Linked DNA regions of Homo sapiens: regions 1 and 2 are each linked to region 3. Evidence: chromatin loops called from intact Hi-C (ENCODE). Cell type or tissue: CD14-positive monocyte. All regions are shown on one strand. Each heading gives the region's core, and the rest is flanking DNA. Links, peaks and the distances in the headings are about the cores only. Region 1 holds the start of P2RX6 (purinergic receptor P2X 6). Region 2 overlaps P2RX6 (purinergic receptor P2X 6). Region 3 overlaps LINC01637 (long intergenic non-protein coding RNA 1637).

Region 1 (10,666 bases), core at 442-2,941, 52 kb before region 3:
GCAACATCAGGGCCCCCACCTGAGGTGGCTTCACGAAGTCGGCCACATCCCACAGCCGGTTTCCAAGCTCCTTGATCTGAGTGACGGAAACCCCTTTGAGTTTGGTGATGATGGAAAACTGGGGTTCCAGGTCCCGCTCCTGGTAGCCTTTTTTGGCGAGGAGAGCCCACCTGGGGAGGAGAAGTCGGGCAGTGTGGTGTGTCCCCAGCGTGTAGTGACAGGGGCGGAGCTGAGCCCTACATGCTCAGTTCTCCCCCCACACCCTACAGGCTCCCGGCCCAACATCGAAGGCCCCACCTCCTCTCTGGCCCCACTTCCCACTCCAGACCCCCTGAATGAGACAGAAGCTCCAGCCATGCATCAGAGAGCCAATGCCCTCAGACAATCACCTTCACTAGCCAGCACCCACCCCCAGCCTGACTAGATCCAGCTTCCCCCTTACAGACTCTCCTGACCCGAGATACAGCTGGTGGTCTCTCTGGGGGCCTAGTGCTCCAGCTCTCACAGATGTTAAGGACTATGTCATGTGCCCCCTGGGTGGGGCCTGGGTGGGGGCCTGGGAAGGAGGCAAGTGGACACACAGGACAAACACACAGCTTGTTCTTGCTCTCCTGTCTTGTATCGCCTAGCTCTCCCCAACCCCGTCCCAATCTGCCCCCTTCCACTCCAGCCCCTAAACAGCCCAACCCTCAACTTCAACCCAGCAGGACCAAGCCCCACCCCCCACCTCTTCCCTTGCCCCTCCAGCCTGGCCAAAAGCTCTTCTCTCTTACCCTACCACATAGACCACGATCCCAAACTGCAGCAGCCTCTGCAGGGCGCCCACCCGCCAGTTCCTGGTCATCACATACTTCTCCGTCTTATAATCCAGAAGCCCCCAGCCTGTCGTAGCCCCTGGGGAGCCCATGCTGCCAGCTCCTGCTAGCTGCGGGCACATGAGTCAGCATGGCAGCTGCAGCCGCAGCTGAACAGGAGGCAAAGCAGGGCCCGAGCCAGGCCAGGCCAGTTGCTGTTAAAGGGACACTTCCACTAAAGCAGGATCCAGATCCAGCCTCCAACACCCAGCCCTCAACCCCTAATCCCAGCTGCCCTGCACCTCCCACCCTCCCTACATTCCCTTTGCTGGGCCCTGGCACACAGAGAACAGCAGCAGCTCTGTCCCTGCCCTCTGGCCTCACTTCCTGGGGTGGGAGTGGAGGTGGTGGGAGGGTGGAGACGGACAGCTGTTATCAGTGCTGTGAGAGGAGGGCCTGAGGGCAGCAGCAGCAGGGCGGGGAGGGTGTTGAGGAAAGCTTCCGGAAGAAGTGACCTCTAAGCTGACCCTTGCAGATTTCTGAAGTTCGACAAGCAGACAAAGATGGGGATGGAGGTTCCTGGTGCAGGGAGCAGCGTATGCAAAGACCAGAGCATGCAAGATAACTAAGAGGCACAGAGTGAGAGGGTGACCTGGCTCTGCGAAGTTCCCCAGGCCCTCCTGAAAAGCTGCCCCCGCCACCTTCCCCAGTGCAGTGAGGACAACACAAGTCCTGGAGTCAGGCGTGTTTCCCAGTCCACGAAAGGGGGGCGATGCTGGAACCCCCTAGGAAGGCAGGGAGGATGCCCACAAGGCGCCCAGCCCAGTGCATAGCCCGTGGCGCGTGCAGTTTATCCTCTCAGGCGAGGAGCCTCAGCGCAGGAGAGCCACGGTTTCTACGGCAACCTACAGCACTGGGTTGCCGGGGCGACCGCCGCGGGGGAGCGCGTCGCTAATTGCCGTGGCAGACGCCAGTCGATGGACGCCACACTCGATTGGTCAGCGCAGCCGCAGACTCCGCCCACATCCCCGGGTCGCGCTCTAAGTGAGGCGCCAAGCGGTCTCCGCCTCAGGGTCTGAGGCTGCGAAAGGGGCGTAACGATGAGCGGTTCCTGCCAGAGGTCTGGGGAGGATAAAAAGCAGGAGGAAGAGGCGACGGCGGCCTGTGGACGTCTTGCAGGGGTCCCCGAAGCCAAGCAGGGTCCCAAGGCCGATTCAGACTCCGACCTAGAGACGGAAGGTGCTCGGGGCAGGGGCCAGGCCCGTCTCCTCCCCTTGGGGGCTTCTCCCGCAGGGGTTGTGGGAGGTGGGCTGGCGCCGCCGAGGAGGCAGGAGACCTCTGTCCAGCAGGGCACGTAGCCCTCTGCGGGGCGTCTCCAGCCCCCTGCCCTCTCCTCGGCGCTCCTGGCGGCATCAGGAACTTTACCATGAGAAGGCGCTTCTAGAAGGAGGTTAAAATGGAAAATCCCGCCAGACAGTGCACCAAAGGCTGTCCCGCCCTGAAATGCAATCAGAGCTGGGTTTTCCCAATCCACAGGTAAAACTAATATAATGGATGTATAGAATTTAGAACTACTTCCGGTTTTTTCCCTGGGGAAAATATTCACAAAACATTTGTGGTCTGCAATCAGGTTAAAAGACATAGTGTGCCATTTGTCATCAGACAGGTAGAGGCCTGACTCTGGCAGGATTAGCTACCACTAGCTGTGAGACTTTATGTATTCATTTATTAGAGCCAGGGTCTTGCTCTGTCACCCAGCTTTCAGTGCAGTGGCAGGATCATAGCTCACTGCATCCTTGAACTCTGCACTCTGGTGAGCCTCCTGCCTCAGCCTCCTGAGTCGCTGAGACTACAGGGGGCTACCACATCTGGCTAATTTAAATAATTTTTTATCTCGCTATGTTGCCCAGGTTGTCCAGCTTTCTTTTGACAGCTGTATGACTTTAAGGAAAAGATTTGCGTTGCCTTAGCCTCGATGTTCTTATCTGTCATATGCGGGCAGTGGTCCTAAGGAGCATAGGAAGCAGTGCTTCTAGAGGCAAAAAATAGGCCAGGTAGTGATGCAGGGCAGGGGAGGAGGCAGGTGGCTATAGCCATGCAGGGGTTCACATTCATCCCCCTGTCTCCTACCAGGCACCCATGGACTTGGAGAACTGGTCGGGGACACCCTGTACCTGAGGTCTTGCTGGATCCATAGCATTGTGCCCATCTTCTGCTTTCTGTGCCAAGGGAGTGCCCCAGAGCTGAACCTGCTGCACGGTGGCCTGGGGCCCCAGGTACCACTGGAAGGACACTGGGTCCAGGCTTACAGGGAGAGGCCCCGGGAGACAACAGCCATGGGAGTGCCCCTGAGTCTGTCCCCTGTACTCCCCAGCTTCTGCCTGTGCCAGGCATGCCCTACCCTCGACATCTGAGAGACAGATGGGATTGATGCTATGACAGATGGCATGAAGGGTTGGGGAGCCTTCAGGCTTCTAACCCGCTGGGGGCTCTGGGAGAGGTGGGGGTGGGGGACACCTAGGTGGGGCCTAAAAGGAGAAGCATGTGTCCCTTAAGCAGGTGGAAAGGGGGGTACTTTCCAGGTGGGGGACGTGGAGCGGGCTGAGCCCTGGAGCATGAGCCAGGATAGTGGCCAGTGTGTTTGCTCTGTCTGTCCCAGGGCGCCGGTCTCTGGCTTCCTCATTGAGCTCCAATCCATATGTCAAGTGGCTGAACTTTTGGGACAGTGGGCTCTATGGGGCAGGTACAGAGGCCCTGGCAGGTGCCCTGAGCAAAAGCAGCAGCATCTGCGGTAGGTGCTGGGTCTGGGGCAGGTGGGCAGGCGTGAGTCCTCCCTTTCCTCAGGGATGTGCCTCCACCCCTGAAAGCTGGGCCATGTCACCTGGGTCCTGCTGGTGTTGCTGGTGGATAGAGGAGGGGCCTCATCACAGGAGGGGGTATGTGGGGTGGAGTTAGACCCTCTGCTGTGCAGCTGATGCTGGATACAAGTCCCTTCCTCATCCACCCTACCCCACCACTCTCCTTCCTTGTTGGCTGGCACCCATTCTCCTGCCCTGCCCTGCACATGGGAGACTCCCCAGTGCCTGAATGCAGAGTGGAAAGTCCTGCAACACAGAGAGTTGGGGGCGGGGAAGTTCAAGAAAGGGGTGGGCAAGGTGGGAGTTCATTGAAGCTGAATCCAAATGCTGTCTCTGCCACTGAGAAAACGGGGTGACCTATGAAAGCAGCTCAGTTTCCAATCTGTGAAATGGCCCCCACAAGACCTCATAGGCTTGGGGCTGTGGTGAGCATGAAGTGAAATGCACTCCTGAAGTGATCAGCAGAGTGTGTGACCCATGTAAGTGCTCCATGCACAGTCACCTGGGCTATTATTGCCAATCCTGGCAATGGGGCAGTGAGGGCTTCTGAAGTGGGTGGTGATATCACTGCCAGACATAATCATTGATGGGGTGGCTGCCCCCCACCACAGCAGTCTCTACAGTACCAGGAGGTAGGCAGTTTTAACCGCTTGACACAGAAGCTGGTGGGCACACAGGGAGGGGGAGGTCAGGGGCAGAGGGGACCCAGCCATTGGGAGCCAGAGCCACCATGCAACCCCAGGACAGTTAACCTGTAAGTCCTTTTCCTCTGCCTCAGACCTGGAGGTTTGGGGGATGGCAGAAGAGGGGGGAGGGGGGTGGTACCTGGCTTTGCATCCCACTGGCTGAGGAGTGGCTCCGTCCCCCAGATGTGGACCTGTTGGAGAACCAGCTGGGAGTGGCAGGAGCCCAGGCCCTCTGTGCCGCCCTCACAGTGAACCAGGCCATGCGGAAGATGCAGCTGTCAGGGAATGGCCTGGAGGAGCAGGCGGCCCAGCACCTTGCCGAACTCCTGCTGGCCCACACAGACCTGAAGTCCCTGGACCTGAGCTACAACCAGCTGAATGACCAAGCAGGTAATGCCTGCGCAGGGCACCATGGCCATGAAAGCTCAGCTTCCTGGGGCAGGGATGGGTGGGGGTTGGCAGGACCGCGCTGCACATCGCCAGGGAGCATGTGCTCTGGTTCCTGCTCCCCACACCCCACCTTGCCCCACTCCTCTTCCACTCCAGCCACACGGAACTCTTCATTCCTTCCACAAATATCTCATTGCGCGCTGCTGTATGTGCTGGGCACTGACTTAGCCACCAGGGATCCACCTTGAACAAAACCAAGTTCCTGACCTCAAGGGACAATGTTAACAATATCATTCTGAGTAATTATTGGCACTGCAAAAGAAACAAATAGTTTATGCTTCTAGAGAAGAATGGGGACCCCCTGCTTTAAAGAGGTGGCTGGGGAGGCCTCTGTGAGGTGACATTTAAGCTGAAATGTGCAGGGTGGGAAGGAGTCAGCCATGGCAAGATCAGAGGGAGAGCATTTCAAGCAGAGGAACAGTGAGCATGCGGGCCTGTTTCCCAGACTGGCAGACAGCAGTGTGCCTAGGCTAGGGAGCCAGGGAAGCGTGGCCAGGCTGTGGGGTGGAGAGGGCAGAGGGCTGCAGGGCTGTAGGCCGTGGCAAAAAGGGTATAGATTTTGTTCCAGGTGAGGTAGAAGACATGGTTGGGATTCCTTGGTCTCATCACTCTCATGCCCCTGAGTGTTTGCTTTGCCAGGAATTTGCACTTCTACCTGCCTCTCCTCAAATGGTCCAATAATAGTAACAATCACCTGTGACCCTGGGTGAGGCATGCAGATGTTGACCCTGGACCTGCTGAACCAAACTCTTAGGGGAATGCCAGTGAATCTGCATTTTAATGGATGCCCCAGGAGAGCTCTTTTCTGCAGCATTTCAGAAGCTCTCATCTGGCTCAAGCAGCTTAGAGGGAGTGGGGTGGCACCAGACTTGGCCTTTGAGAATTGGCCCTGGAGTGTAACTGCCAGAGAAGCAGTTTGTCTTCTAAAAAAATTACTACTGGGAGTCAGTGAAATTAAAAGACAGGCTTATTTCAGACTTTGACAAACTGAACATAGGTGTCTCTTTGGACCCGCACAGTAAAAGGGCAAGTGCCAGAGAGGCAGCCGGGATGGAGGGCCTGGAAGCTAAGGTGCTATGAAGGTTTCACAAACAGACACATGTACATGAGGGAGGTGGGTGGGGACTGGAAATCGACAGGCCCAGCAAGGCCATTTTTTTCCTCCAAGAGATCTGTGGGAGGGCCCAACTCCCTTGAGAGGTGAAGGAGCTTGGATCTGTGCGTCCCCACTTGATCCATGGCAATGGTAGCACCTACCGCATAGGATGGCTGCAAGGGTCACACAGAACAAGTATTGGCAGTTGCAGGGGTGTGTGGAAGAAAGAATCTTCCTGCCCTTGAGCTGTTCAGCAAAAACAGGGCCTCCCCACAAAGTGGGGGATTACTGTCTGACCCTGCCAGCCCTAGAAGTGTCTGAGTAAAGAGGAAAGCACATGTATTTGAGTACCTGTATTATCAAATCCAGTGCTGGGCGCTGAGTCTAGTTCTCAGGTAGAGAGGGGGCAATGCCCTGAGTCCTTGCTTCTGTGCAGGGAGCTCTCCATGGTGCTAAACAAGAGTGTCTGTAGCCACGGGTGCCAGTCCAGCAGGCTGGCTGAGCGCTCTGGTTAGTCCATCCGTTTTTCTTCTGTGTATTTCTTCAAACCAGCCTTCCTAGACCTCTGCAACGTCTTACTGTGAAGTGTGCGTGGTGATTTGTGCATAGATCTGTATTGTCTGCTTTTCTCTGCTTCAAAGTGTGATGCGTGTTCATTATGGATGGTCTGAATCCGTATCAACTCTCAGAGGCAAAGAGAAGTGGCCCCGGCTTGGTGGAGGTTGGTGGTGTGGCTCCCACGGGCATTGGCTTACGTTGTCTGGTTTCTCTCAGGCAGATCTGTGCATGGGACTGCAGGGCTTCCTCATCTTCCACAGCTTTGGGGGCGGCACTGGCTCTGGGTTCGTGTCTCTGCTCATGAAGCGGCTCTCGGTGGACTACGGGAAGAAGTCCAAGCTGGAGTTTGCCATTTGCCCAGCCCCCCAGGTCTCCATGGCCATGACGGAGCCCTACAACTCCATCCTGACCACCTACACGACCCTGGAACATTCTGACTGTGCCTTCATAGTCGACAGCAAAGCCACCTATGACATGTCAGCACAACCTGGACATCGAGTGTCCCATGTACACCAACCTCAGTCGTCTGGGCAGATCGTGTCCTCCATCACGGCCTCCCTGTGATTCGATGGGGCCCTGAATGTGTACTTGACAGAATTCCAAACCAACTTGGTGCCATACCCCCACATCCACCTCCCCCTGGCCACCTACGCCCTGGTCATCTCAGCCAAGAAGGCCTACCATGAGCAGCTGTCCGTGGCCAAGATCGCCAGTGCCCGCTTCGAGCCAGCCAATCAGATGGTCAAGTGTGACCCTCACCATGGCAAGTACATGGCCTGCTGCATGTTGTACAGAGGGGATGTGGTCCTGAAAGATGTCAGTGCGGCTGTCGCCACCATCAAGAGCAAGCACACCAACCAGTTTGTGGACTGGTGTCCGATTGGATTTAAGGTAGGACTGGGTGATGTGGAGTCCTTGTGCCATCAGGAAGCAGGAGACCTGCAGAATAATGCTGCCCCTGAAGGCCCGCATCCTTTATGGAGACAACCCCTTTTCACGTCAGCTAGGTTGCAAGGATAATAATTTTAGTAATTTATTTCCTACCGCCTTATACTTTACCAAATACTTTATGTTCCCTCATACCTTAACCACTACCCTTTAAAGTTCATGGGGCAATATTACCAGTATCTTACACTTTAGAAAACAGAGGCTGAGGCTGGGCACGGTGGCTCATGCCTGTAATCCCAGCACTTTGGGAGGCCAAGGCAGGCAGATCACGAGGTCAGGAGATTGAGACCATCCTGGCTAACACGGTGAAACCCCGGCTCTACTAAAAAATACAAAAAATTAGCCGGGTGTGGTGGCAGACACCTGTGGTCCCAGCTATTCGGGAGGCTGAGGCAGGAGGATGGCGTGAACCCGGGAGGCAGAGCTTGCAGTGAGTCGAGATTGCACCACTGCACTCCAGCCTGGGCAACAGAGCGAGACTACATCTCAAAAAAAAAAAAAAGAAAGAAAAAGAAAAAAGAAAAGAAAACAAAGGCTGAGATAGCTTTAGGTGTCTGGAGCCTCACAGGCAGCAAGTGATGCAGAGAGAAATCAGAGATTATCTGACTGCAGGTCCTGGTCTGTCCTCCACATTACTCCACTGCTCACTTTAGTAATTTGTCAGGTTCTATGTTATCATTTTTTGTGTTATAAATAGTGGTTTTTACACTTTACATCATCTTGGTCACCTGTTGTCACTGAATTTTGGGCAACACTAATATTTCTGTAAAGATTTTTAAATATATTGTGCAGTGTTTACTGTGAAGACCAAAGGCAGGTCTTTGCCCTTTCTCCAAACCAAGCAGAGACCTCTGCCTCACACACAATCAGACTGATGATTTGGTGCTCCTTTAGCTATGCTTACAGTCAGTTGTCTACCAAAAGAAAAGTACCATGTATTTGGAAGCCAAATAACAGAATGTCAGGCTCGAAGATCTGTTGTGATGACTAGGCTAAATGCCTCACCACACCTGTGTTGGTCAACTTTGTGCCCTATGGTTAGTTAAGAGCCCCTGTCTACAGTGGTTTCCCACATTAGGCAAAGCTATAGATCCCACATTTATAAGTCTCAATGAGTTCTGAAGGTGTTTGAGGAGTTGCAAGTTCCAGGATCATTCCAGATTGAAATGATATGAGAAAGTCACAGGTATGTGTCTTCTTTTTCCCATGTGGAATGGCCATAACTTGCCTCTGAACGCACACAACTTCTTGAATCTGTCTGGCCCTCTCTCAGCCACTTTACAACACCTTGACACAGATCATCTCTCTTTTTCATCTCACGTTGATGCAAACCATCTTTAAGTTGACAGATTTAAAGTGATTCATAGAACAGGGTAAAATCGGCCAGGCTCAGTGACACATGCCTGTAATCCCAGCACTTTGAGAAGCCCAGGTGAGAAGATTGCTTGAACCCAGGAGTTCAAGACCAGCCTGGGCAACATAGTGCGACCCTGTCTCTACAAAAGATATAAAAATTATCCAGGTATGGTTGTGCATGCCTGCAGTCATAGCTAATGGGGAGGTGGAGGTGGGAGGATCGCTTGAGACAGGGAGGCAGAGATTGCAGTGAGCCAAGATCACCACTGTACTCCAACCTGGGCAACAGAGCGTGACTGTCTCAAAAAAAAAAAAAAAAAAAAAAAAGAGGAAAAAGAAGGGTAAAATCTACAACAGTTACACCAACCTGGAATGTTCATTACATGTTACATAGGAGGATTACAGACCTTAGATGTAAGATGTTACAGGTAGGAGGTGAAACCCTCCATTCTGTGTCTAATTATTAAGCCTCTCAACTTGAGTAGAGGAATTTTTCTTTCAATTAGTGTTACATTTGGAAGGTGAAGACATCCTTAGCTGGCAGGCACTGTGGGAGATGCTATGCTGTGCAGAGGTTTCCTATTGTAACTAAGTATTGTGAGACAGTAGGGAGGCTAGTCTGTGGGGAGATAAAGTCACAGCCTCTCCTCCCCCCAGAAGATAGTCCAGCCTTAGATGGACCTTGTTGAATTAATTCTCTTTGCTCTTAAGTTCCTTTTTGTCAGTCTTAGTGTGATTTACCATACATTCTTGTTTGTTTGTTTGTTTTGAGACGGAGTTTCACTCTTGTCACTCAGGCTGGAGTGCAGTGATGTGATCTCGGCTCACTGCAGCCTCTGCCTCCCCGGTTCAAGCAATTCTCCTGACTCAGCCTCCTGAGTAGCTGGGATTACAGGCGCCCGCCACCATGCCTGGCTATTTTTTTTTTTTTTTTTTGAGACAGAGTCTTGCTCTGTCGCCCAGGCTGGAGTGCAGTGGCACAATCTCAGCTCACTGCAAGCTCCGCCTCCGGGGTTCATGCCATTCTCCTGCTTCAGCCTCCCGAGTAGCTGGGACTACAGGTGCCCGCCATCGCGCCTGGCTAACGTTTTTTTTTTTTTTTTTTTTATTTTTTAGTAGAGCCGGGGTTTCACCGTGTTAGCCAGGATGGTCTTGATCTCCTGACCTAGTGATCCGCCCGCCTCGGCCTCCCAAAGTGCTGGGATTACAGGCATGAGCCACCACGCCTGACCAATTTTTTGTATTTTTAGTAGAGATGAGGTTTCACCGTGTTGGGCAGGCTGGTCTTGAACTCCTGACCTCAGTTGATCCATCCGCCTTGGCCTCCCAAAATGCTGGGATTACAGGTGTGAGCCACCGCACCCAGCCAACCATACATTCTTTAACAACCATTTGCTTTTTTTTTGTTTGTTTGTTTGAGATGGAGTCTCGCCCTGTCACCCAGGCTGGAGTACAATGGAACACACTGCAACCTCCGCCTCCCAGGTTCAAGCAATTCTCCTGTCTCAGCCTCTCAAGCAGCTGGAATTACAGGCATGCGCCACCAAGCCTGGCTAATTTTTGTATTTTTGGTAGACACAGGGTTTCACCATGTTGGCTAAGCTGGTCTCGAGCTCCTGAACTCAAGTGATCCAACCGCCTTGGCCTCCCGAAGTGCTGGAATCACAGGCGTGAGTCACTGCACCCAGCTTCGGATATGCTATTTTCGAAGAGTCTTTTCCATGCTTAAAAACATTTGGGGGCTGGACCGAGTGGCTCATGCCTGTAATCCCAACACTTTGGGAGGCTGAGGTCGGTGGATCACCTGAGCTTAGGAGTTCGAGACCAGCCTAGGCAACATGGTGAAACCTCATCTCTACCAAAAATACAAAAAATTAGCCGGGCATGATGCCACGCACTTATAGCTACTTGGAAGGCTGA
Region 2 (10,666 bases), core at 6,452-8,951, 59 kb before region 3:
AAGGCCCACAGCCCAAGGGATCCATAATAATAATTGCTTGGCCAGCCATGTGGCCTGCTGGCGTATCCACTGTGGCATTCTTTGTGGCACCAAGTCTTCACCTGCCCCAGGGAACCAGGCAATTGTCTCCAATCCACATCAAAGATGCTGGGGCTCTCTAAAGAGTAGGTGCCAGTCCTGGGACCACCCTGAGTCAGGGACACAGGTGGGCCTGGATCCAGGTGCCCAGTGAAGAGGGGAGCCACACACACCAGGCAAGGAGGGTTCCATGACAGGCATGGGGTCAGGCTCCCCACGTCTGCTAGGTGGCAGATCCAGGGAGCAGAGCTTGGGCCCCAAGGAGGCTGCCTAGAAAGGGCAGCAGGGTTCTGAGCATGGCATGCACCTGAGGCCTGCCTGGCACAGGCACCCCCACGGGGACACATGCATCCCTGCAGGCACTACCCTGGGGTGCATGCCTGTGCGCAGACTGAGGCGACAGCTGTTTCTGAGCTCGGGCCCAGGCTGCAGCTCTCTTGCTGTCTTTGCCCACTCTTCAAGGGCTTTGAGGTGAAAAGAGTGTGGCCCTCATGCTCCTACATGGGTGCACAAGTGCCCAGGCCTGTTCCAGTTACCTTCTAGCCCACCTGGTAGCTGCAGGGCCTCAGTCTTCAGGGGTAGGGTCCCCAAGTCCACCCTGCACCACCCCACTGGTCTCTTCATGGCTGTGCCATGTCTACCATAGATGCCCCCCAACTTTCCAGTCATGCCTGTAAGGACTACACAGGAAGAGGGTGGCTTTGCTGGCTTTACTCCGTGACTTTGTCCAGCCATGACATCAGCTTCCTCTGGGCCCCAAGGAGAATCAGGTGCACGTGCCCCTCCTTGGATACCCAGGCCTCAGGGGCCCTGCTCTCCCACCTTCGCCCTTCAGAGCCCACCTCCCCATGGACATGGCTCTGGAGATTGAGAGGCAGCAGGGACCCCAGGCATTTTACTGAGGCTCCAGGTGGCAGGTGATTCTAGATGTCAGCCCAGTCTCAGCCCCACCCCTGGCCCTCCACAGCTTGCCCTGATCACCAGGTACCCACAGTGGAAAGCAGCCCCTTGCCTCCCTGGGGTGGACACTTAGAATTCCCTGCCCCGCCCTGGGACCAAGAGGAGAATTCCAGCTGCAAAACCTGGCCAGCCTGAGGGAGATCTCGGTGGTGTTGTTTGGAACCATTCCTTCCAGCCACTCCATCCAGCCTGGGATCAGAGCCAGGGCCTCCCTCGAGCAGCTGCCCAGACAGCTTCCTAGGTATGACTTGGACTGAAGTGAATTTCAGATGTACAGCCTCCCACAGCCTCCCACCCCCAGGGCTCTCAGGAAGCCTGGAGGAAAGATTCCAAGGGGTTGGGCTGGGGGGTTACCGAGGAGGGATATAGAAGGTCCTGAAGAACCCAATGATCACCAACTTAGCCCTGCCGCCCTCTGCTCTCTCTCCCAGACCTCCATGGCAAAAGGGCTACCACTGGAAAGCAGCCGGTCCTCATAAACTAAGCAGGTGTGGGCCCAAGACACATGCTCCGCCCTTGCCTGGGGGATAGGGAGGTGGATTATCTGCCTACTCCACCCCATTCCCTAGATTAGGACTCTCCTGGGGCATCACAGCACCAGAGAAGCTGAAACAATCCCCCTCCCCCATCACTCCTCTTTCTACCTTGCCTTTTTGGCTCCAGCTGCACAGCCCCATGTAGGACCGATGGGAGGGTGGGGTCTCTACCTATGATGGGGGTGCAGATGGGGGAGGAGGGCCAGGACCCAGGCAGCAGGAGGGTCTGTGCTGACAGCTGGTAAGCATACCTCTGCTAGGAACACTGGGGACAGAGCACTGGGAGAGAGACCTCCAGGCCCAGACGCAGCAGGAGCCCCTGCCACATGCAGTCGGAGCCCTGCAATACAGGTGCCTGCTGGGCTCTCCCAGTCTCCACGGGTCAGGTTCTGTCGCCGTCTCAAAACACAGCCGACTTCTATGGCTCCCTGAGGCAGCACCCTACCAAGGTGGGAGTCAGGGGAGGGACTGTCTGCTGGGGTTCAAGGGTGGAATTCTACCCCCAATCCTCCATGCTGGGGCCTCATCCTTGAGATCCCCAGGCAGGGCCCCGCCCTTCCCAGCCCCCAACTCTCAACCAGCAGGGAACGGCTACAGGCTCCCGGAATGGGTTGGCAAGTGGGTGTCAGAACTTGGACAGGGCCATCCTGGTGTCTGTGTCTGACTCCCAGCAGCAGTGGCCGTGGGTGCAGGTGCTGAGCTCCGTCTGAGGCACTCGGCCAGTCGGGCTTGGGATGCAAGGGCCAGCTCCCTCCACACAGAGTTGGCGGTTGCTTTCGGGGCCTTGGCCTGCAGATGAGGACAGCAGGTCAGGGATCCAGCCAACATCTTCCTAAGTGTGGCAGAACCCAGGGTCCAAGCAGAGCGACCTCAGCTCACCTCCTCATACTTTGTCCTCCAGTAGAAATGGGCTTCTCTATCCACATACAGCAGTAGCAGGTCACAGAAAAAGGTGACCTGGGAGAGGCAGGGCCAACCCATGTTCCAGCCCCCGAGCCTGCTCTCCTGCCACCTCCCCAGCCTGCACCCCGAGACTCAATGTGCAGGCACCGGAGGCTCCAGCATGCATTGGACACACCCTGGTCAGCAGCACTCACTGCAGCCTGCAGGTGCCCACAGTGCTCGCACTCACCACGCCCAGCCAAGCTGCCCCGGTGCCCAGTGTGACGGCCGTGGGGATGAGCCCGAACTTCCCTGCCTGAGAGAGATCTGAGCTGAACCTCTCAGCCCACGACTGTCAGCCTCATGCCTCCTCCAGCCCTGTCTGCCTGCCCCATCCCATCCCCGGCCTGACCCCTACCTGTGCCTACCTGCCCGGTGACGAGGATGTCGAAGCGGATTCCATAGAGCTTGAGCAGGGTGCGGGCCTCCACACCCGGTTGCTCCCACCAGTGAGTGGCTGTCCTGTGGGCAGGAAAGAAGGCTCTGGTGACCTGCTTTGCCCACCCCCAGGTGGGGCTGGCCCTGCCAGACCTCTGTCCAACTTGTCAATTGACTCTATAAACCCCCAGCCCAAGCCTGAGTCCTGGGTCTCAGCCCTATGTAATTGGTGAGAAAACAGAAAAAGCAAACGAAGACCTGTCCCTCAGAAGTTCCCTGCCTGCTGAGAGGACGGGGGACAGAGGAGTCCCTAAACAGACCCAGCAGCGGGGGATGTGAAGGGGCAGGCTCAGGGCTGAGGGATTCCAGAGATGGGAACTCACTCTTCCCTGGGAACTGGGGTAGACTTCCTGGAGGGGACATGAGGCTGGGCCTGAAGGAACATGCACACAGGTGGTTTGCCAGCACAGAGGTCAGGGGAACAGGATGTGGGTGGGAGCCAGCCCCACGTGGTTTCGAAGGGCTGGGGAGGTTGGGGAAGCCAGATCAGACGGGGTGCAGTGAGCTATGTTGAGGGGCATCATCCCCAGGCCTGGTGGTCGTGTGTGCCTGCCTGCATGACGAGGTGACGCTCGGTGGCAGAAGGATCCAATAGATCTGCTTAGAAGACTCAAAGACATGATAATAAATGCAATTTATGAAACTTGAGGCCAGGCACAGTGGCTCACACCTGTAATCCCAGCACTTTGGGAGGCTGAGGCAGGTGGATCACCTGAGGTCAGGAGTTCGAGACCAGCCTGACCAATATGGTGAAACCCCATCTCTAGTAAAAACACAAAAATTAGCTGGGTGTGGTGGTGTGCACCTGTAATCACAGCTACTCAGGAGGCTGAGGCAGGAGAATTGCTTGAACCCGAGAGGCAAAGATTGCAGTGAGCCGAGATCGGGCCACTGCACTCCAGTCTGGGCAACAAGAGCAAAACTTCATCTAAAAAAAAAAAAAAAAAAAACACAAAAAAAACAGGCTTGGTGGCTCATGCCTGTAATCCCAGCACTTTGGGAGGCTGAAGTGGGCAGATCACCTGAGGTCAGAAGTTCGAGACCAGCCTGGCCAACATGGCAAAACACCATCTCTACTAAAAATACAAAAATTAGTTGGGTGTGGTGGTGCACACCTGTCATCCCAGCTACTCTGGAGGCAGAGGCTGGAAAATCACCTGAACCCAGGAGGCAGAGGTTGCAGTGAGCCAAGACCACGCCATTGCATTCCAGCCTGGACTACAAGAAAGTGAAAACTCCGTTTCAAAAAAAAAGGTCGGGCGTGGTGGCTCACGCCTGTAATCCCAGCACTATGGGAGGCTGAGGCAGGTGGATCACGAGGTCAAGAGATCGAGACCATCCTGGCCAACATGGTGAAACCCTGTCTCTACTAAAAATGCAAAAATTAGCCGGGCGTGGAGGCGTGCACCCGTAGTCCCAGCTACTTGGGAGGCTGAGGCAGGAGAATGGCGTGAACACGGGAAGCGGAACTTGCAGTGAGCTGAGATCCCGCCACTGTACTCCAGCCTGGGCGACAGAGTGAGACTCCATCTCAAAAAAAAAAAAAAAGTTTAGGTAAAAGCGGAAGGGAGGCCAGACATGGTGGTTTACGTCTGTAATCCTAGCCCTTCGGGAGGCTGAGGTGGGTGGATCACCTGAGGTCAGGGGTTTGAGACCAGCCTGGCCAACATTGTGAAAACCCATCTCTATCTACCAAAATATAAAAATTAGCTGGGAGTAGTGGCGAGCACCTGTAATTCCAGCTACTCAGGAGGCTGAGGAAGGAGAATCGGTTGAACCCAGGAAGCAGAGGTTACAGTGAGCCGAGGTCGGGCCACTGCACTCCAGCCTGGGTGACAGAATGAGATTCTGTCTTAAAAAAAAAAAAAACAAAGCTGAAGGGGAGAAGGGGAAAGTAAAAATGAAACACCCCATTGCTGTGGAGGGGAGATACTAGAAGCGAGGTGGGGTGGAGGAAGGGCTGGCAGTGAGGAGCCTGAGCTGGGCAGGGGCCTGGGACAGATGGGGTGGAGGGCTCAGGACTTGGGGCAGCAGGACGGAGCCTGTGCTGGAGGATGTGGGGTTGAGAACAGCTCTCTCCTGCTCCTGGGACCCCCTTGCACACGTAGTGGAATATCTAGAGGCCTGGGCCTGGGTGTGGTCTGTCCTGGCCGCCACAGTGAGAGGGCGATGGGCCCAGCAGCTGGGCACTGGGAGCAGTGGGGCCTCACCTGAAGTTGTAGCTCTTCTCCTGCAGCTGGAAGGAGTAGTGAGGCCAGCAGCCAGAGTCCCCGGTGTCCAGGTCACAATCCCAGTGAACTCTGATGCCTACAGAGCCACCCTGCACATAGCACATAGCTTTTCCACCGGTGGGTGGGCCCGGGACCCTCTCCCAGAGCCCTCTAGGAACCCTGCCCCCAACTTGGGACCCACCAGCAACGCCAGGTCCTCGAAGGTCCCTCCAGCCTTGGCCACGAGGTCCCCAATGCGGAACACGGGACAGTAGGGGCTGAATTGTGGTTCATAGCGGCAGTGCTTAAAATAGGTGGGGTCCCAGGTCTCCAAGGCATTGGACCTGGGAGGAGTGGGAAAGGTCAGATGAGGTAGGGGACAAGGAGGGTCTTGGGGCAGATGAGACCCACTCTGCTTACTTAGAGAAGTTGAACTTGCTGAAGGTGACTGTGTTTTTGATGAACAGTGTGAAGTTCTGGGCCTGGGCCAGCAGGGGCCTCCTGCAGGTGGAAGGGAGGTGACAGCCTCTGCCAGGCCTGGGGCCCTGCGCCAGTTGGGGTAGGGGATTGTGGGGACACTTACGAGGGCACAACGCCACTCTCCACGGGGCACCAACTCCAGATCTCACAGGTCCTGTGGGTCCCATTGAACACCACACACTGGCCTGTTTTTACACCTAGAAAACAAAAGATGAACTCCAGACCTTCAAATCTCTGCAGGCCTGGGGAGGCCTTCAGCCAGGGGGTTGTTGGCAGAAAGAGAGATGCAGGGACAGAGGCGAGCAGGGCCTGCACTCAGGAGCCACCCAGGATCCCAGCCCGGCCCCCACCCTGCTGGGGGCACTGGAAGACAGAGCCCACAGTTACCGTGGCTGTGTGTGCCTCCCTCCCCTTCGGGGCAGTCCTCGTCGACCCAGCAGTTAGCCAGTGGGACGGACGGGTGCTGAGGTGGGAGAGAGAGCAGTCACCAATGGCACAGGGGATGTCTCCCCTCCACAGCCCAGTCTCAAAGGCAGGGAGGTTCAAGGTGGGAAGGACAGGCCCCCTTCCCACCTTAAACAACCTCACCACCCCGCCGCCAGAGTACCCTGAGTGTGGGGCCACACAGGAAAGCTGGAGGGTGCAAATAAAAGGAGGTGGTCAGAGGAGGGAGCGGAGCAATGCCCTGGCCAGATGAAGGTACAGTACTGTATTTCAAAGACAAAGGGAGACCCCTTTCCTCCTTTTTCAAAAAATTTATTTTTAGTGATTCGGTCTCACTCTGTTGTCCAGGCTCTAGTGCAGTGGTATGATCATGGCTCACTACAGCCTCGCCCTCCCGGGCTTAAGCAATCCTCTCACCTCAGTATTCCCAGTAGCTGGGACTACAGACACACACCACTGTGCCTGGCTGATTTTTTAATATTTTTTTTTTGTAGAGATGGAGTCTTGCTATGTTGACCAGGCTGGTTTTTAACTCCTGGCCTCAAGCAATCCTTCTGTCTCAGCCTCCCAGAGTGCTGGGATTACAGGCGTGAGACAACGCACCCTGCCCCTTCCCTCCTGACAGTTCTGTCCCTGGTGGATGCGGAAGTGATTCTTCCAGGTCTAGCTCCTCTGGTCCAATTTGGATGACAGATCAGGGAAGGTGAAGATACCTTGGGAGGGTGAGTTTTTGATGCCCGGCATGGGGACATAGCTGACAAAGATCAGGGCCCTAGAGTCAGGGGCTTGGGTATTGAAGCAGGACCCCACACCCTTGCTGAGGGACCACAGGCTACTCCTTCCTGCTCGCTCTTCTGTAACCTGGGGACATTAATGCCTGCACAGAGGCATAGGACTATGGGGCTCTGGCAGAAGGGGAGGACAGGTGAGCTTTCTGGGGTCCCAGACCCCAGAGACGAAGGCACCCTTGAGCATCGGGCACTCTCCCAGGCATGGTCCTGCCCCAACTGAGGATGGACACTGCTGCCCAGGGCACTCAGCTCAGGGGCAGCAGGAAGAACACCAGCACCAGGGGCGCAAGGAAGGCTGAGGGCCTCTGAGAAGCCAGAATGAGGCGGTGGGACTTTCTGAAAGACAGGGCCGTCGTGATTGGGTGGAGGTCGGAGCAGAGCCACATGCTCTGCTTCTTTGTCCCTACCTATGTCCTGTGTCTGCCTCTCCTCTTCACCCCAGCTGGGCTACCGTCTCCTCCAACTAGACCCCACAGTGACCACCAGTGGGGCCCCCACGTCTTCCCATACCCTCATCCACCTATGCCCAGCAGCCCAAGTGGTGCATCCCAATGTGCAGGAAACTGAGCACCCTGCCTCTGAGCCCACGTGTGGCTCTCTTCTGTTCCTCTAATCAAGTTTAGCTCCTGCCAGGCACAGTGGCTCACGCCTGTAATCCTAGCACTTTGAGAGTCCAAAGTAGGCGGATTGCCTGAGCTCAGGAGTTCGAGACCAGCCTGGGCAACAAAGCAAGACCTCATTGCTACAGGAAAAAAAAGAAAAGAGAAAAAGAAAACAAACAAACAAAAACAGTTTAGCTCCTTAGTGGGGCTTACAGGGGCCCCTGAAATCCTGAACTACCTTCTTCCCACCCCAGTCCAAATCTTCACTTCAGCTCCACCCAGTGGCAGGTAGCCCTAAAGGCACCTCACCTCACACAGCTCAGGGCCTTTACCCACCAAGCCCCCTCTGTGTCGACATCCTGCTTCAACCAAATCCACCTGCTCACCAGCTTCTCCCCACCTTTTTTTAAGATTCTGCTTGGCCTGGCACACCTGTAATCCCAACACTTTGAGAAGCCAAGGTGGGCGGATTACCTGAGGTCAGGAGTTTGAGACCAGCCTGGCCGACACAGCAAAACCCTGTCTCTATTAAAAATACAAAAATTAGCCGAGTGTGGTGGTGTGTGCCTGTAGTCCCACCTACTTGGGAGGCTGAGGCAGGAGAATCGCTTGAACCAAGGAGGTGGAGGTGTGCAGTGAGCCGAGATCACGCCACTGCACTCCAGCCTGGGTGACAGAGCGAGACTCTGTCTCAAAAAAAAAAAAAAGAAAAAAAAAAAAAAGATTCTGCTCAAGTGCAGCCCTAGGTCCCCCACCTACAGCCTCTGTCCCATCATAGGACCTGCCACCTGGGCTGGGCTGTCCATGTGGGTGGTCTTTGAAGTATGGGAGATGGAGTTTTGTGAATTTAGCCTAGCTAGCCCCCTGGCCCAGCGGGGAGGCTCAGCGGTGTCTGCTGAGGGAGGTGACACTATAAAGAGCATGGTGCATGTAAGGGAGGGATCAGGCACCAGGATCCCTAGAGGAGCTGGCAGAACTCTGGTCTTCCGGGAAAGCCAGGTTGTCAGATCTGATAATTACGACCCAGCCCTGACGTTTCATGGGAAGAGCCAGAAGTGTGGTTGCAGACAAAGAGGAATTGCACAGATTCTGAAAAACACAGACCCACAGATCCAGCCAAATTTCAGAACGGTCTACAAACTGAACACTAAATGCACATCTGAGCATTAAGAAAGAGAAGGACATTGTGTGGGTTCACCAAGAGTAAGCACATCCTGCCAGGCACAGTGGCTCATGTTGGGAAGAGGCCCCCAAAATCTGGCCATAAACAAAATCTCTGCAGCACTGTGACATGTTTGTGATAGCCACGACACCCACACTGGAAGTTTGTGGGTTTACCGGAATGAGGGCAAGGAAAACCTGGCCCACCCAGGGCGGAAAACCGCTTAAAGGCGTTCTTAAACCACAAACAATAGCATGAGCGATCTGTGATTTAAGGACATGCTCCTGCTGCAGCTAACCAACCAGAGCCCATCCCTTTGTTTCCCATAAGGAATACTTTTAGTTAATCTATAATCTATAGAAACAATGCTTATCACTGGCTTGCTGTCAATAAATATGTGGGTAAATCTGTTCGAGGCTGTCAGCTCTGAAGGCTGTGATACCCCTGATTTCCCACTCCACACCTCTATATTTATGTGTGTTTGTCTTTAATTCCTTTAGCACCGCTGGGTTCAGGTCTCCCCGACCAAGCTCTCGGCAGGCTCACGCCTGTAATCCCAGCACTTTGAGAGGCCGAGGCTGGTGGGTCACCTGAGGCCAGGAGTTCGAGACCAGCCTGGCCAACATGGTGAAACCCCGTCTCTACTTAAAATACAAAAATTAGCTGGGCACAGTGGCGGGCACCTGTAATCCCAGCTACTCAGGGGGTGAGCAGGAGAACTGCTTGAACCCAGGAGGCGGAGGTTGCAGTGAGCCGAGATCGTGCCATTGAACTCCAGCCTTGGGGACAAGAGCAAGACTCCATCTCAAAAAAACAAACAAACAAAAAGAGTAAGCAATCCTTTGTGCATATTTCCAACTACGGACATGGGATGTCTCCAGCAACTGTGCTAGGACCAGCCACCAGGGCTCAGGGGACAGCTGTCTGCACAACGACCCTCCAGCCCAGGAGGCACGTAAATGTTGGACTTGCCTAAAGATGTCACTGTGGAGGTAAACTTTCAGGACTATGTCCTGAGTCCCAATAGTTCAAACAAAATTCACAGCTGGAGAGAATGAGCATGCTCTGTGACAGATGCAGGATCCCAGGGACATCCCCAGGCAAGGGGAAAAGGTGAAATGTCAGGGGGAGAATCAGCATTTCTGGATCAGAAATGAAGAAGAACAAGGTGGGGGACTCTGGCTTGACCACGGTTGATGTAAAAACTATCCAGAAATCAGGCCGGGCGTGGTGGCTCACGCCTGTAATCCCAGCACTTTGGGAGGCCGAGGCAGGTGGATCATGAGGTCAGGAGATGGAGACCATCCTGGCTAACACCGTGAAACCCCGTCTCCACTAAAAATACAAAAAAAAAAAAAAATTAGCTGGGCGTGGTGGCAGGCGCCTGTAGTACCAGCTACTCCGGAGGCTGAGGCAGGAGAATGGCGTGAACCTGAGAGGCAGAGCTTGCAGTGAGCTGATATCTGCCACTGCACTCCAGCGTGGGTGACAGAGTGAAACTCCGTCTCAAAAATAAAACAAAAAAAACTATCCAGAAATCATAAGCAATCCTGAATTCACCATGAGCAAGAGTGTGCTGTGTTGGCCCACAAAGATGAAAGCTGCCTCAGGACATATTAATAGAGGCTGGGCACAGACAAGGGGAGGTGATATTCCAGCTTGGCTCTTGCTATTAGAACCTCCCTGAGCATGTGCGCAGCTCTGGGTGTCACACTACCAACCTGGAGAGTACCCAGAGGCAGGACCAGGATGGGAGGGCCTGGACACCTCATGGGAACTGCTGCTGCCCAGAGCTCGGGGTCCTGTCACCCACAGGCCTGGAGGCCTTAAGAAAGTGACTCAACCTCACTGAGCCTCAGTCTTCTCCTCTGAAATGGGGATCACAGGACTTCCTACCAGGCAGGGGATATGTGAAGACTGAACATAATGATTCAGGAAAAGATGTAGCCCAGTGCCTGGGGGACACCGAGCACAGGCTGAGCCTTCAGCCACCTGGGAAGGGGAAAGGGAAACACGGGTGGCC
Region 3 (5,902 bases), core at 3,358-5,857:
ATGCAGCCTACAGGTGGACTTTGGAAGGCCCAGGGCACAGGCATAAGCTGCCTTGTTTGCAAATGACCTCCCCACAGTCCATCCCACTGCCATCCTCCAGTTTCCTCTGGAAGTTCTTCCTGAAGTCTCACTTGAGGTGGGGCTGAGACCCACCTGGTCTGGTCCAGATACCAGGAAGGGCCGTGGGTGGGTGCCTGAGAGCAAGGGGTGGAAACAAAAGGCCAGGTTGGAGAGGGACCCTTGGTGCCTGGCCCCTGCGCCTGTCGGTCCTCGAGGTGCCCATTACAGGGGAGGAGGCGGTGGCTCCCACAGCCACTGGGGCGTGCCTTGGCTCTTTCCCCCACTTGTCATCAAAGAAGGTCTGTAAAACTCAACTGCCACCTGCCCCACCTGCCCCTTCCCTGGGCACTAGGCTGTCCCTTCCTGGGTCCTGGTTTCAGCCCTGGTTCAGCCCTGCCCGCTTCCTTCCTGGCTGACCTCAGGCCTCACCTGATGGGCCACAGATCCCAGAAAAGGTCAGACCTGGTCTTGCCACTGGGGACCTGCCCAGGCTGTGCTGTCCCTTCCCGAGTACCCAGGGACCTGAATCCCCCAGGGCCTGGGCCAGGAAGGAGACTGGGTGGGGCCCCTGTGCCTTCGGCCTACTGTGTGCTAGATCGGCTTGGAGCCCAGTCACCCCACTCAAAGGCAAAGGTCCTTGCCAGGGGCAGGGCAGGAGGGACCCCCAGAGTGCAGAGCGCCCGAGTGCTATTCCTTGCCCATGAGCTGCCCACTGCAGAAAAGTTCTAGCAGAGCCCAGTGCTAACCACCCAGCAGGAGTCTGTGTCTGTCCCAGGGACCCCAGGACCTGTGAGGCGGGACTGGATTACTCCCATCTCACAGAGCGGCCCCTGCTCCACCTGACCCTCCCAGGGCTCCTGGCGCCCCCAGGGTGCAGGCTGGGCAGGGTCCTCTCCCCACTCCTCCACCTCTCGCCACCTGCCCCCACTGCCTCATCCCAAGGGCTCCTGCCCAGATCGGACTCCCAGTGGCTTCCAGGCGTCCTAGGGGTGGCATCTGATCCCAGTCCTGCCTTCGAGTGTGGGGGCTCCGCGCTCTCCCCTCCCCCACGGAGCTCAGGGCAAGCCTCTGTCCACTCTCCCCGCCTCTGCACGTGCAGTTCCCTCTCTCTGGGAAGCCGATGCCAGCAGCCTCGCCGGCTCCGTCCCGTTGCCCCCGCCAGACCTTGCAGCCCGAGAAGGGGGACTGGCACACAGTGGGGCCCCGCGGCGAGCCGGGAAGGGGCCGTTGTGGGACGAGAGAAGGACGAGGTGAGCTTCGGACCCCGGCCAGTGCCTCTGGCCCCGCTTGCCAACCCCCAGCCCCTAACGTGCCGGGCCGGGGTCCGAGACTTGGGAGCGCAAGCGCTGGCCCCCGGCGCCGGGGCGAAGAGGCGGGGCGGCGGGCGGGGACCGGGGTTCCGGGGACCAGGGTCCCCGGGGCGGGCGCTCACCTGGGCTCGGCGCGGGCCTGGGCTCGGGAACCGCTTGGGGCCGCGGGCGCGGGGGGGCGGGGAGGCGCGGGCGGGGCGTGTCTGGCGCTGCGTTTGCACTGCGGCCGGGGAGCCCGCGGGCCCAGCACCGCCCCGCCGGGCCGGAGCAGGTGGGGGGCGGCCGGGGGACAGGGGCAGGCCGAGGCCCTCGGCGTCCGGACCGGAGTCGCGGGGCGTAGGGAGGCAGCCAGGGGCCGCTCTGGCCGGGGGCGCCCCGGGCCCGAGTCTGGGTCTCCGGGGATCCTCGCGACCTCCCAGGGATGCCCAGCTGGGGCGCGGGCAGGGTCTTTTTTCCTTTTCTTTCTTTCCAAAGTCTCAGAACCATCTGTGGGCGGGGTGGGGGAACTTGAATCACTCTGAGAAACCTCCACAAGAAAGAAAACCCCAATCAAACCTTGCTGCCCACAGCTCCCTTCACTGGTTGGGGGAGTTCAGGTTCCCCGGTGTCCTAGGTTCCTCCCGGCCCTCTCTCCACACATACCAGGGTCTGTTTTCAATTATATTTTATTACATTTTCTTTTTCTCACCTGTCATTTACCAGAACTCCTTGGGTCTCCAGAAATCACAGTGCACCCTGATGTTGTGCCTCCTCCTCCAGGAGGCCCTCCCTGATCAGCCTCCCCTCTATTAGGGCTGATTATTCTGGTTCCTAACACTTGGGTGTTTCATTGTCCTTAATGTGTGCATCTCTGCGTTGTAGGTAGACCTTGTCTTTCAAGCAGGCTGGAGCACAGAGGCTGTGTGGGTTCCTCCCCGGTCTGGGCCTTGCTCTCCTCTCCTGTAAGGAGGACAATAATGACAGCAGTAAAGTCCCCTGTGCCAGGCCCAGCCAGCCTTCCCAGGCCATCCTCTGGGACTATTTATGCCCCACCCCACCCAGGGGGCAAGTTCGAGCCCCCACCACCACCACCCTCCTACAATTTTACAGATAGGAAATGCAGCCCAGGGAGTCCTGGTCTCGTTCAGGGTCAGGAACAGGCCCTGCATGGGTCACACTGGGGGCAGGTGGTGGGGTGACCAGGCCCAGAGGGCACATGTGGCTCAGTTCAGGCAAGTCCTCTCAGCTCATGTGTTGCTTCCACAGTGGGACCGTTGCCACTGCCACAGGAGAGTCCCATCACAGGGCAGATGGCAGTGCTTGGGGCTGGTGCCCTCAGTCTCCAACCAGCCTGCCCCCATTTCATACACGTGGTGATCTTGCTGCCCCACCCACCTTCAGAATCTCCTCTAGCCAGGAAGACAGTGTGCCTCATAGTAACTACAGCTGTGATTTTGCATGCATTTATTTCCTTACCCATCACAACAGCCTGAGAAGGAAAGTTCTCTTTGTATTATCTCCATTTCACAAACGGAGAAACTGAGGTTCAGTGAGGTTAGGGACTCTCCAGGGCCACACAGCTGCTAAGTGGCAGAGCAGCCCTGGGCAGGCTGGCCTCCCAGATGGAGGGCTGGAAGCAGGAGGGGAGAGGCCTACCAGGCTCATGCAAGACCACAGGGCCTCCAGTGCACAATGCAAGTCCTGTTCTGTGACCTTGGCAATCAGTGAGTGGACCCCTCTGCTCCAGCCTTCCCAGGACACCGCAGGTAACTGAAATACTCTCCCAGACTGCTGCCAGGACACCATGACAGGCACAGAGCCAGGCACAGGGGGTGCTTGGGAAGTGGGGTCGGGGCTGCTGAGTTTGGGGTGCCAGAGATAAAGCTGGGGAAACAGGTCAGTGTAGGGACTGAGGCCAGCAACTTGGGGAGATACCCTGACACAAGGCAAGTGCAGGCCTGACCTGGGGCAAGTCCATTGTGGCTCCCTTTGCCGCAGGCACTGTGCTTGAGGTTCCTGCTGCCCCATGGTGGGGCAGAAATCACAAGATCTTCGTAGAGCAAAAGCTAAAACCAAGGGCAGGCTAAAAGTGCTGCCTCTCCCGAAGGGCCCTCAGGCTTAGTGGAGATGCATGTGGACCAGGGGCCCCAGGAAGACCCAGGAGGGCTCTGAGCCCCGGGCAGCCTGAGGTCCTGATATTGCCCCAGGGATAGTTCTGGAAAGACGATAATATTCCAGCAGCTTTGACAGTACCAAATGGGGCACATGGCTGCGGTGAGATGACCTAGAGCAGCTGGGAGGTCCCTCAAGCCCATCAGACACCCCAAAGGCAGCAGGAGATAGCCAAGGTTAGAGAAGCAGTGAGTGCGGGGAGGATAATTCCACAGCCTGGGAGAGAGGTGGATCCCTAGGCACCCCCAGCCCTGGAGCACCCCACCACACAGCAAGCTTGTCCCTCTCCTCCTTACATGTACCCTCTACTGTCAGGTTCTCCTGTTCCCCACTCCCCTCACCCTAGGGTCTCCAAGTAGGGTGTGCAGGTATTTTAGGTAAGAAAGTGGCCGGGCGTAGCGGCTCACGCCTGTGATCCCAACACTTTGTGGGGGCTGAAGCAGGAGGATCACTGCCTGGGCAACATGGCAAAACTGTCTCTACAAAAAACAAACAAAACAACACTTCACCTTGGTGTGGTGGTGCAAGCCTGTAGTCCCAGCCACTTGGGAGGCTGAGGTGGGAGGATGGCTTGGGCCTGGGCAGTCAAGGCTGCAGTGAGCCATGATTCTGCCACTACATCCAGCCTGGGCGACAAAGTGAGACCCTGTCTCAAAAGAAGAAAAAAAAAAAAAAGGCCGGGTGCAGTGGCTCACACCTGTAATCCCAGTATTTTGGGAGACCAAGGTAGGAGGATTACTTGAGGTCAGGGGTTCAAGACCAGCCTGGCCAACAAGATGAAACCCCATCTCTACTAAAAATACAAAAATTAGCTGGGTGTGGTGGCACACACCTGTAATCCCAGCTACTCAGGAGGCTGACGCAGGAGAATCGCTTGAACCCAGGAGGCAGAGGTTGCAGTGAGCCGAGGTTGCGCCACTGCAGAGTGAGATGGCAGAGTGAGACTCCGCCAAAAAAAAAAGAGAAAGAGAAAGAAAAGGGAGGAAGGGGAGGGGAGGGGAAGGGAAGGGAGAGGAAAGGAGGGGACGGGAGGGGAGAAGGGGAAGGAAAAAAAAAAAAAGAACTGAGCCAACTTCAGTATCTAACATTGTGATTGACACTGTCGCCCCTCTGGAGCCCAATCTGAGAATCAGCAGGATTCTCCTTGTTCTGTCTCAGGGTTCTGAAGGCAGAAACAAGACTAGGGGCCTTTTCCCTGCAGGCTGAGGCGGATTTCCAGACGCAGAGACCTCAACTTAATTAACTGATCCCCAGGAAACGTTGAAGGACTGATACAGCACAGCCAACATGAGCCAAGGGCAGCTGTGTGGAGGGGCAAGCTGATGCAGTGGTGCCCACAGATGCACAGTGATTCATTCATATGGAAGCATAGGTTGGGGGATTCCCCAGGTCAAAGAACTGGGGCCCAACCCCATCGCCCATGCCTGTTCCTGCCCCTCTGCCTTGCCCTGGCTACTGCAGCCCAGCTTCTTCTCGGCCCAGGTCTGTCTACACAGGCCTGACGACTGTATGCCCAGCACCCACTGGATTCTTTGGGGTTGTTCAACTCTGTCCAAAGTCAGCTCCAGCCCATTGACCTATTCAGTTCAGACTAGGCCCTCCTCAAATGGCTGGCTTTGCAGCGCACACTCTCCTGTCCCCAGGCTCTGGGATAGCCAGTCTTATTTATTTATTTATTTATTTATTTATTTATTTATTTATTTATTTTGAGACGGACTCTTGCTCTGTCTCCCAGGCTGGAGTGCAGTGGCGCGATCTTGGCTCACTGCAAGCTCCGCCTCCTGGGTTCACGCCATTCTCCTGCCTCAGCCTCCCCAGTAGCTGGGACTACAGGCGCCTGCCACCATGCCGGGCTAAGATTTTTTGGTATTTTTCATAAAGACAGGGTTTCCCCGTGTGAGTCAGGATGGTCTCGATCTCCTGACTTTGTGATCCGCCCACCTTGGCCTCCCAAAGTGCTGGGATTACAGGTGTGAGCCACCGCGCCCGGACTTTTTTTTTTTTTTTTTTTTTTTGAGATGGAGTTTCACTCTTTTTGCCCAGGCTGGAGTGCAATGGCATGATTTGGGGTCACCGTAACCTCCGCCTCCCAGGTTCAAGCAATTTTCCTGCCTCAGCCTCCCGAGTAGCTGGGATTACAGGCGTGTGCCACCATGCCCGGCTAATTTTGTATTTTTAGTAGAGATAGGGTTTCTCCATGTTGGTCAGGCTGGTCTTGAACTCCTGACCCCAGGTGATCTGCCTGCCTTGGCCTCCCAAAGTGCCGGGATTACAGGCATGAGCCACCGCGCCTGGTGAGGGATAGCCAGTCTTAATCCCTGTTCTCATGGAGGGAGGTGGCAGGAGCTGAGGGCAGATGCCCGTAGGTGTTCATAGGAGAG

Evidence for each region. A loop is a pair of places that touch in the nucleus more often than their neighbours do. Peaks named below come from ENCODE experiments on the same cell type or tissue, not always from the same donor. Only the 100,000 strongest peaks of a DNase experiment are listed, where the experiment ranks them.
Region 1: it touches region 3 in a loop (3-fold over the local background); 15 of 110 quality-filtered maps call a loop at or near these places.
Region 2: it touches region 3 in a loop (2.6-fold over the local background); 11 of 110 quality-filtered maps call a loop at or near these places.

Annotation. Positions count from the first base shown.
Region 1 is chr22:21,005,446-21,016,111 of GRCh38, reverse strand. It overlaps P2RX6 (purinergic receptor P2X 6), which reads right to left and starts at 947. Exons shown (of 12, transcript NM_005446.5): 1 at 774-947; 2 at 20-170. The coding sequence starts at 937. THAP7-AS1 (THAP7 antisense RNA 1) reads right to left here. Exons shown (of 2, transcript NR_027051.1): 2 at 5,738-7,445. It also overlaps the pseudogene TUBA3FP. RefSeq lists enhancers at 1,918-2,067, 4,965-5,780 and a silencer at 6,523-6,668. In CD14-positive monocyte, for the core only: no CTCF peak of the experiment used is centred there; a DNase peak (open chromatin) is centred at 1,771; H3K4me3 peaks cover 1,288 bases; H3K27me3 peaks cover 1,431 bases.
Region 2 is chr22:21,018,117-21,028,782 of GRCh38, reverse strand. P2RX6 (purinergic receptor P2X 6) reads right to left here. Exons shown (of 12, transcript NM_005446.5): 4 at 6,032-6,107; 5 at 5,748-5,841; 6 at 5,585-5,665; 7 at 5,367-5,508; 8 at 5,165-5,274; 9 at 2,885-2,978; 10 at 2,707-2,772; 11 at 2,454-2,531; 12 at 775-2,363. The coding sequence ends at 2,166. It overlaps SLC7A4 (solute carrier family 7 member 4), which reads left to right. Exons shown (of 5, transcript NM_004173.3): 5 at 1-65. Among named protein-coding and RNA genes, the nearest start is that of P2RX6, 8.3 kb to the right of the region's middle. In CD14-positive monocyte, for the core only: CTCF peaks have their summits at 7,580 and 7,793 (motif pointing left); no DNase peak of the experiment used is centred there.
Region 3 is chr22:20,960,798-20,966,699 of GRCh38, reverse strand. It overlaps LINC01637 (long intergenic non-protein coding RNA 1637), which reads right to left. Exons shown (of 2, transcript NR_110537.1): 2 at 2,020-2,309. It also overlaps a transcript of AIFM3 not described here. Among named protein-coding and RNA genes, the nearest start is that of AIFM3, 3.5 kb to the left of the region's middle. RefSeq lists enhancers at 4,684-4,743, 4,784-4,873. In CD14-positive monocyte, for the core only: CTCF peaks have their summits at 4,458 and 4,660; DNase peaks (open chromatin) are centred at 4,599 and 4,869; H3K4me3 peaks cover 624 bases; H3K27ac peaks cover 642 bases.